Regions from separate parts of the Mus musculus genome. Here all the other regions are linked to region 2. Evidence: chromatin contacts called from ENCODE POLR2A ChIA-PET data. All regions are on one chromosome and are shown on one strand. Each heading gives the region's core, a stretch centred on a gene start or an enhancer-like site at or near the end of the contact. The rest is flanking DNA. Distances are from core to core; before and after follow the strand shown.

Evidence for each region. ChIA-PET counts read pairs that join two places held with the same protein, here RNA polymerase II (POLR2A).
Region 1: POLR2A ChIA-PET joins it to region 2 with 29 read pairs in Patski. The contact joins the promoter of Fzr1 here to the promoter of Pip5k1c in region 2. POLR2A ChIA-PET finds 5 or more read pairs at or near these places in 4 of 5 experiments (Patski and embryonic stem cell).
Region 3: POLR2A ChIA-PET joins it to region 2 with 17 read pairs in embryonic stem cell. The contact joins the promoter of Eef2 here to the promoter of Pip5k1c in region 2. POLR2A ChIA-PET finds 5 or more read pairs at or near these places in 4 of 5 experiments (Patski and embryonic stem cell).

Annotation. Positions count from the first base shown.
Region 1 is chr10:81,376,732-81,379,694 of GRCm38, reverse strand. Fzr1 (fizzy and cell division cycle 20 related 1) reads left to right here and starts at 1,325. Exons shown (of 14, transcript NM_019757.1): 1 at 1,325-1,425.
Region 2 is chr10:81,291,324-81,294,482 of GRCm38, reverse strand. Pip5k1c (phosphatidylinositol-4-phosphate 5-kinase, type 1 gamma) reads right to left here and starts at 1,520. Exons shown (of 18, transcript NM_008844.3): 1 at 1,331-1,520. The coding sequence starts at 1,424. It also overlaps a transcript of Tjp3 not described here.
Region 3 is chr10:81,175,173-81,178,195 of GRCm38, reverse strand. It overlaps Eef2 (eukaryotic translation elongation factor 2), which reads right to left and starts at 1,565. Exons shown (of 14, transcript NM_007907.2): 1 at 1,467-1,565; 2 at 317-531; 3 at 1-143. The coding sequence starts at 1,469.

The DNA.
Region 1 (2,963 bases), core at 76-2,575, 85 kb before region 2:
ACAGAAGGCCAAACAACACAACAAAACCCAACCCTATTTGGGTTTTTTTTTTTTTTTGGTGTTTTGTTTTGTTTTTTAAGATTTATTTACGTGTTTTATGTAAGTACACTGTCGCTATCTTCAGACACACCAGAAGAGGACATCGGATCCCATTACAGATGGTTGTGAGCCACCATGTGGGAATTGAACTCAGGACCTCTTGGAAGAACAGTCTGTGTTCTTAATTTGTTTAGTGTCATTTACCCAGGGGCTGGCACAGGTGTGCCCATGGGATGGTCAGAGTTACACCTTGCAGGAGTTGGTTCTCGCCCTCTACCAAGTGATCCTGGGTATAAGGTGGGCTCCAGCTGGCTTAGCTGCAATCACCCTACCTTTTGAGCCATTGTGATGGGCCCAACATGTATGGTTTTGAACCTGGACCCTCTTGAGGTTTATTTCCAGCTGTCATCACTTGGGGCTTCTGGGAGTGAGTACTCAGGGACACGATAAATATTTTGGGGGGGCAGGTGTCTAACAGTCGTTCTAACAATGCAGAAGTTGAGGCTGGAGAATTGCTTCCAGCTCGAGGCTAGCCTGGCTAGAGAGAAAAAGGTAGCTCGAAAATTGAAAACAATAAACGCACAGTGAGTAACCAGCAGCGTCCGCGCGCCGAGCGCCATCCGTGGGGTAGTCACTTAACTGTTGAGTGAATCATAGCTTCAGGGGGAAGCGCCCCACTTCTTCCACAAACAGGAGCCACGCCTTCCTCCGCGCCTAGTTACTCCTGTTCTAGTCGTCCCCCCCCCCCATTCAGCCGTGGTCTTCCCCGACTGCTCATCCCAACACGGTTGCCCCGGGCAACAAGTGCCGTCTCGCTTCCTGTATTGATTTAAATCCTGAAGGACGTCCCATACTCCCGAGCTGCTCCGCGCTGGGGCGCGCAGGCGCAGCTGTTTGGGGTGGACGCGAGCACGGCACAGAGTGGGAGTGTCTAGGGGGCGTGCCCGCAAGGGACAGGGAAAGAGGCGGTGTGGGGGCGTGGCCTAGGAGAGGCGTTGGTAACTCGAGGGGCGTGGCTTCAGCACAGGCCACAGGGGGTTGGCGGAGAGATCCGTGCGTGTGGGCCGTGAGCGTGGCTGAGGGCGTGGCTTGCCCACGGAAAACCTTGGCGGCGTTGGGGGGGAGGACCTAGGGGGCGTGGCCTAGGCGCGGTGATGCGCTGGGCGGCGGGGCCGGTCGCGGGCGCGCGCGCGGCCTGCGGGACAGATTGGGGGAGGGAGTCGGGTTGCCACTGAGTTCCGCCATATTAGCTACCGCGGAGGCCGGGGGATTCCCGTGAGCAGCGGCGGCGGGGCCTGTCGCAACGGCGGGGCCTCGAACAGGCGCGGCGTGTTCCTGGGACCGGCGGGAACCGGCGGGTGCCGGCTGGCGACCGGAGCGAGGCAGGTGAGGACACGGGTGACTCGGGGACCCGCCCCCCCAGCCGACCCCTTCCTTCTCTGGGGCTCCAGTGCGGCCTGATCCTGAACCCCACATCCCAGCGACCTCCAGTACCGGCCCCGACCCCGCCAGCTCTCTGAGTCTGTCAGAGTCCTCCATCCCCAGAGCTCTGCTCTGATAGTTGCTCCCCTCGAATCCAGGGCACCACCCGTCTTGTTCCCCCGAACCCCAGAATGCAAACCAGCTTCCCAGATGAGGCCCTGAGTCACCCCAACCCTGAGTCCCCTCACCCGGCAACCTCGCCTTGACCTCGCTCTGTCCATCACAGCAATCATCGCCCAGAGCCTTGTTCAGAGCACGGCTAATGTCCAAATCCAGGCATTCCACATGTTGCAGCTCAGAACCCTAGGTCAGGCTCCTTGCGCCCCCAAATTCAGGTCACCCTTTACTACTTCCACCAAAACCACCCAATTCAGGTGAGGTCCTGAGTCAGATCTCAGACGGTCTGTCCCCAATGACCTCGCCCTGTCACCAACACTCTGTATTCTTTTGAGCTATGTTCCCTTAAATTTAGAGCATTCTGTCTCATGCTGATCACTCAAGACTCAACTGCAAACCATTCATCTGCACCCTGTTGACTTCCAAATGTAAATCCCCCTGCCTCAGATGCTCCCTACATCCAAACTGGGATCTGAGTCAACCTCCAGAGTCCAGGAGTCTCAAATCTGGCATTCCCCAGGTGGGAAGGATTGTGAACTAAATTTGCCGTAAACACCCAGTGGTTCAGCCAACAACCAGGTGTCTCATCTCAGGGGAGACATGGCCAGAAACCACAGACATTCTGTGTCCCCAAATCCACCACGTACCCTCTCAGATCTGAACCTCCACTCTGTGTCTTCAAATGCAAGTCCAGGTCCTTCCATCCTCTATCCCTGATCCAAAGCCATTGTCCCCTACAAAGCCCTTAAATCACCCCACCAACTTCACTTGTCTCCAGCTGTAAGCCTGACACCAACCTCTGTATAGGCATTACCTTCCTACCCCGCTCCCCTAAATTCTCTGCTAATTGAGAGCACCTGGTGGGATGCACTCCTTGTTGAGAACACCTGGTGGGAAGCACGCCCCCTACCCGTCCTGTCTGAGAGATGACCTCATTCCTCTGGCTGCTGAGTCCCAGTCCTAGCTCCTTCCTGCTGTTTGAATGAGGGTGATTCCCCAGTGAAGATTCACCCAGAACAGACACCACCTCTGGCTCTCGGGATCAGGGCTTAGAAAGAAAGGGAGTTGGTGGCTCTAGCTCTCATGGGGCTGGGATGGCATGTGTTGTAAAGATTAATGGAGTTCTCAAGTGTGGATTTGGTACTTGAGGAGTTTAGCCCATGTTTTGTGGTTCAAGGGTCTCTTTGCTTCCTTCGGATAGAGGGTCAGGAGCTAAGTGTGCACTGGAGGAGTCTTGGTGTGGTTTATTTCCTGGTTCTGGGCATGAAACCTAAGGCCTTTGCACATGCTTAGAAGAGAGAGGTCACCAATGAGCCAGGCTCCAG
Region 2 (3,159 bases), core at 271-2,770:
CTCCAGCTAGTTTGTCGGCCCCCCTACCCCCCCCTGTGACGAAAGGCTCCATACAGGGACAATGTTTGTGGACTCTGTCGTGGGAACTGAGTGCCCGGAGCAATCAGGTTTATGGCCACTAAGGGCCCTGCTGTCCCCTGCACAATTTCTCCAGCATGGCATGGGACACCAGGTGACAAGCCCAGAAGGGCAGGTGGCTGGAGGCTAGAAGCAGGTTAGCTACCAGGTTCCCAATGGCATAGAAAAAAAAAGCTGAGCGCCTGGGGTTGAAGACCCCTGGCTCCCTGGCTCCTCCTTCCCTCCTGGTCTTCCATGAGGACAGCGAGGGAGAACCTTGGAAGCCTAAGTGAGCCCACAGAGACCTAACTCAGCTGTCAGCCACAGAGCACTACTGAGGGAGCCTAGAGTTCTGTGAATCCAGAAAGTTCCTGTGACCTCCATGGAGAAGGGAGTGTTCTGTTCTCTTTCAGCTGTGCATCCCGACCGCCCTGCATACAGACTGCAAACCCAGAGATGCTGCTCTTGACAAGGAAGGGGACACCAGGAAGCTGGGTGGCCCCACAGGGTCCAGGGAGAAGGGACTGGGAGGTTGGGGGATTGACGGGTCATCTGCTCACCCAGCCAGGACAGAGAAGACACCTCAACATCATTCCTTTATCCTTCCCCAGCCCGAATTTTAGAGGGAGGTAAACTGAGGCCAACATATCGGTGATCAGTGATGTGTAGCAGGGAGGGACCAGAAGGTGACAGTTGCAAGATTGACAGCCCAGCAAAGGGGGTCGCATGGAGGACACACTCGCCCTTCTTTGCCAGGCAGTGTCCGCAAGTGGGGTCCCCCATTAGAATGAGGGTGCTCCAGCATTCCCACACACTGTGGAGAAGCCACTCGCCACACACTCAAAGGGGCAGATATGACTTGCTTGTCTCTATCCCCTGCAGCAAGAAAACGGGTTCCCTCTATCTCCAAACCGGAGGACCGCTTCACTGCTACCGCATGCATCTAAAAGAGGCTCGCTGCATGCACACGCTGCCAGGATAAAGAGCCGCACCCACGCCCGCCTGCAGCTCCACCGTGTCACCCAAGGACCCTAAAATGGGCCGAGCGCTGCAAGCCCCGCATCCCCGGGTGGGGCGGTGCAGCCTCCCCGGCCGGAACGCTGATGCCCCCTCCCCCGCACACGCAATGGGAGAGCGCGTGAACCCCCGTGCCGCGCTTGAGAATGGATCAGCCCGGCAGGCCGCACCGCAGCGCGAAGCAGGCGGTCGAGACCACGCGCCACGGCGGGGGAGAGGGGCGAGCCCATCGCAACGACCAGGGGGATCGCATTACCTGCCGCCGCCCCACTCTCCGCAGACCAGGCCGCTTCCGCCGTCACGGCCCCCGCTTCGGCGCTCTCCGCCTCGTCCGGCACCTCTAGCTCCATGGCCGAACGCTCCGGCGGCGGCGGCGGGCCCGAGGATGCACCCGAGCTCGGCCGCCGCCGCTGAACAACAAGCGCCGCCTGCACTACAGGGCGGAGGGAGGGGGCGGGGCCCGGGCGGAGCCTGGCGTCGACGCGAAGCTCCTAACCAATTGGATATAAGGACTGGGCTTAGGGCGGCACACACTCAAGGGAGTTGCGAGCGCCCTCCGGCGTCCGGTGCAGGAAGAAACGTGTTCACGTGCGGTATGGGGGCGGAAGGCGGGGCCTCAGCAAAGTGAGGAACCTGACCAATTAGGTAGCAGGGGTGGAGCTAAAGTGAAGTACGACTCACCAGCGCCTCCAAGCGTCCATAGAGGGATGAACAGACCAGCTCAAACAAACCAGAGCGTCTGCAGGGGACCGAGATGGGGCGTGGTCTAGAGTCTACTACAGCCAATCGGATATCAAGGGGCAGAGCCTAGACATGAGGCTCAGGGGCACCCTAGGCGGACACTACACGGAGGCAGAGGCAAGCTAATCTAAGACTAGCCTGGTCTACATAGCAAGTTCCAGCCTAGCCAGGGCTACATAGGTGGGACCCTATCTTTGAAAAAACAAAACCCCAAAACTAAAACCAACAAAAAACCCACAACTGGGCAGTGGTGGCACACAGCTTTAATCCCAGCACTCTGGAGGCAGAGGCAGGTGCATCTCCAAGTTTGAGGCCAGCCTAGTCTACGAGATCCAAGAACTCAGAAATCCTCCTGCCTCTGCCTCCCCAGTGCTGGGTCTGAGTTATCCTCAGCTATATATTGATTTAAAGAGACCAACCTGGGCTATAGGAGTGTGGGCGTTAAAGAAATTTATTACATATATTAGAAGTGTATTTTACTACTGTCATTTTATCGCTTTACAACATAAGTTATCAATAAAAATAAGCATATGTCATATTGCAAAATAATAAGATGTATGTAATATATATTGTTTGTTGTGTTTTTGAGACAGACACTCCAGTCTGAGCTTCCTCCTTGCTAGGACAGGCGTGGACCATCCGTTAAGACAATTGCATCAGAAAGAGCGCTTTGGTGTGTGGTGTGGACAGAACTTGACTTAAGCCTGGGCTTCCAAAGTGTGGTCACTGGAGCCCAGTAACAGCACCTTCTGAAAGCGGGTTAGAAGCCTGAATCTGAAGTCTTCTTGCCGCAGGAACTAAGATGGGGTCACCAACTCCTCCAGCGATATGGACACCTGATAAAAGCTGAGATCTCTTTGGGCATCACAGGAAGGAACTAGGTCAGGAGTGCTCGAATTAAGAGGAAGCAAAGTTCAAAAAAAAAAAAAAAACCAAAAAACCAAAAATAAAGTCTGAAACTGGAAAGTCACAAGGGGTCAGGTGTACAGACAGGGAAGTCAATGCCAATAGAGTAGATAATGATCTTGGGTGTGGCTAAAAGGTGTGGTATGGCCTACAATTCCCCAGTGAGGGGGCTGGGGACGTAGTCAGGGGTGGAGTTCCCGCCTAGAATCCCATAGTAATGAGCTGGGCTGTGGCTCCATGAGAGTTTTGATTATTCCAGTGTCCCCCCTTGTGATGAAAGCTGGAAGCTTGACAGCGGGTAAGTTGCAGCGCGAGGCACAGCCCATTCATCCCGTAGGATGCTCAGTGTTTTGTGAGCACCTACTCTGTGGTGTAGATGCTGTGGGGTGCAGGGCTAGCTAGGCCTCTCTGGGTACTCAGGGGTTAAGGCCTGTCTGG
Region 3 (3,023 bases), core at 316-2,815, 120 kb after region 2:
CACGCAAGGCAGCTGTCACCTCTGAAGAGAAGTCCACATGGCCTGGAGAGTCGATGAGGTTGATGAGGAAGCCCGAGCCATCCTTGCTCTGCTTAATGAAGTTCAGGTCGTTCTCAGAGAGCTCGTAGAAGAGGGAGATGGCGCTACGGAGAGGAAGAGGTCAACAGTCCATTCAGCATCTGACCAAGGCAGGCTAGGCAGCACACACAAGCATGTCACAGAGAGGACCCTAAACACGCCACTATTTGTCCACTGGCAGCAAACACACCCGAGTGACACCCAGAGCACAACCCCTCGGGGCTGTCCCCTCACTCACGTGGATTTGATTGTGATGCAGCGCTCCTGCTCATCCTTGCGAGTGTCAGTGAAGCGCGTCTCCCCAGCTCGGGCAGAGGCAATGATGCCAGCCTTGCACACAAGGGAGTCGGTCAGCGTGGACTTGCCGTGGTCCACATGGGCGATGACTGACATGTTCCGGATGTTGGCTTTCTTGTCCATGATGGCACGGATCTGATCTACTGTGAAGTTCACCTGTGGTGGGGGGATGGGCAGCCAGGCTGATTCTGGGAACCCAACTTGGCAGGCATCGGTGGGTCAATAGCACCCCACAGCAGGGGCAGGAACCAGATGTCGGCCCAAGATTGGAGCTGAGCTCACAGTGTGACTCAAACGTACAACCCAGGACCTCTGAAATAAGCATCAAAAGTTCACAGATGTGTCCACAGCTCTAAACAAACGCCGAAACCGACAACTGCGACACTTAAGAGCAAGCCTGTGCTAGAAGACCCTATCTTGAGGCTCAAGTCACATAACCTCAGCACAAGAATTCAAAGCCAAGGTGCACGGCCACCTCGGCACTGCAAAGATGCCGGATTGATTGGGACCAAAGCACGAAAAAACCTCCTCTGCTACACACACCTCTTCCCCAAACCACTGGGTGCTGTGCGCCAAGGTCAAAGCCCGGATCAAAGGCCACAATGCGCCACTAGGCCCAGTGAGCCACTTTCTTAGATTATGGGGACCGGTGCTCACGTGTGAACTCAGATAGAAAACAGAGACGGGGGCTACCGGAAAGGGCCCGGAAGGCGTTCAGCCCACTGGAGGTGTCCAAGGAAGCCAGCCCTACAGGCTGTCACCTCCCGAGGACACCCTCCGCCCGTCACCAGGGGCGCGGGGACGGCGCTTTGCCCGCTGCCACATCACCAAGCACAACCCCTCCCGCAGTCACCCCGGCGGCCGCGGGGAGTTGAAGGACTTCAAGAAAACACCCCGACCTCGGCAGTTGACACTCCCAAGGCCCTCAGGGACGCGCAGATATGGCGCCGCGGCCCGACCACGTCCTGCCGCCCGGGCCAGGGCAGCCATGTCTCTTCCTCCCGTCCCTCTCAGCGTCCCGCTACAGCCACGTCCCGCTGCCCCAGAGATTCGTCTCGGTCCCCGAGTCTAGCGGAGCCGAGGAGACTCACCATGGTGGCGGATGGCGACGGATTCTCAGAGTCAGAGGTGAACAGGGAAGCGCGCCGACGATGGCGGCGGCTGCGGCGGAAGAGACCGCTGACGTCAACGCCCGGCCTTTTATAGGTCGACGCCGGTTGGGTGCGTCACGTGACGGCGCCGGGTGCTCGTCCGGCCGGGTTGGCTAGGAGCCAGCTGTGGACGGGTCTGCGCATGCACAGAGCGCGGTCTTTGGGACTTAACACTTGAACTGCCGTGGGAGTGGCTGCGGCGCGGCCGGGGCGTGGCTAGCTCAGTCTCTGGACCCTGGGCCAAGATCCACGGATGGGTTTTTAAACATAGATTCCTCAGAACACAGTTGCTTACAACATGATTCTTGAAAACCTTGTAGGTCAATAGGAAAAAGACTTTGAAATTCGGACCGGTCAGTGGGTTGTGCCAAAGTTCAATTTCCTGGGTTTGAGACTGTTATGTAATTTGACACCTCTGGGAAAAGCTGGAGAAAGGGACCCTTGAGGCCACAGATTTATTTCTGCAAAACCTTGCTTGTATTTTTATTACACTTTTTCGTTTGTTTGTTTTGGAAACAAGGTCTTTGGATGCAGCCCAGGACCGCACCAAATCATGAAGATCTGCCTTAATCTACTGCGTCAGTGCTCGGACTAAAAGACTGTGCCAACACACCACGCTCTCATGAAACTTTTTTTGTCCGGAGACAGGATCTCGATAGAACAGGCTGGCCCTCAACTGGGTTGGCTGTAGAGGTTGTCCTTGAATTCCTGATCCTCCTGCGGGCAAAAATGCAACAATTATGATAAAACCAAAACAAAAGGCAGACAGTAGTGGTGCACGCCTTTAATCCCAGCATTTAGAAGGCAAAGACAGGAGATCTTTGTTCAAGGCTAACCTGGTCTACAGAGTGAGTTCCATGACAGACAAGGCTAAATCAAGAAACCCTATCTTAAAAACAAACAAAAAGGCGGGGCGTTGGTGGTGCATGCCTTTAATCCCAGCAGAGACAGAGGCAGGCCAATTTCTGAGTTCGAGGCCAGGCTGGTCTACAGAGTGAGTTCCAGGACAGCCAGGGCTACACAGAGAAACCCTGTCTCAAAAAAAAAAAAAAAAAAAAAAAAAAAAAAAAAAAAAACGAAACAAAACAAAAAAACAACAAAAAAGATAGATAGATCAGCACGTGGAGCTAGGCGGGTGGCAGCCAGCTGTCATTCCAGGACTTGGCAGATGGAGGCAGGGTCTGATCTCTGCAGGGAGATCAGGAATTCAAGGCCATCCTTCCTTAACTTACACAGTGAATTCTAATGACATCCTGGGCTACAGGAGACCTTGTTTCAAAAACAAAACATTGCCAAACCTGTCCTTTCTTGGATTTTGTCACTTGTCTCCTAAATTTTTGCACATTTAGACAAGGTTTCATTCAGTAGCCCATAACTCGTAGCCTTGGCTCCAGCCACTATCTGAACAAAGCAAAGAGAAAGTGTGTTTTTCAAGAGAGCCCTCGATGCTGACAGTGCCGCGTGTGTCCAGCAGGAGGCATCGCAGGACCGTGAGCA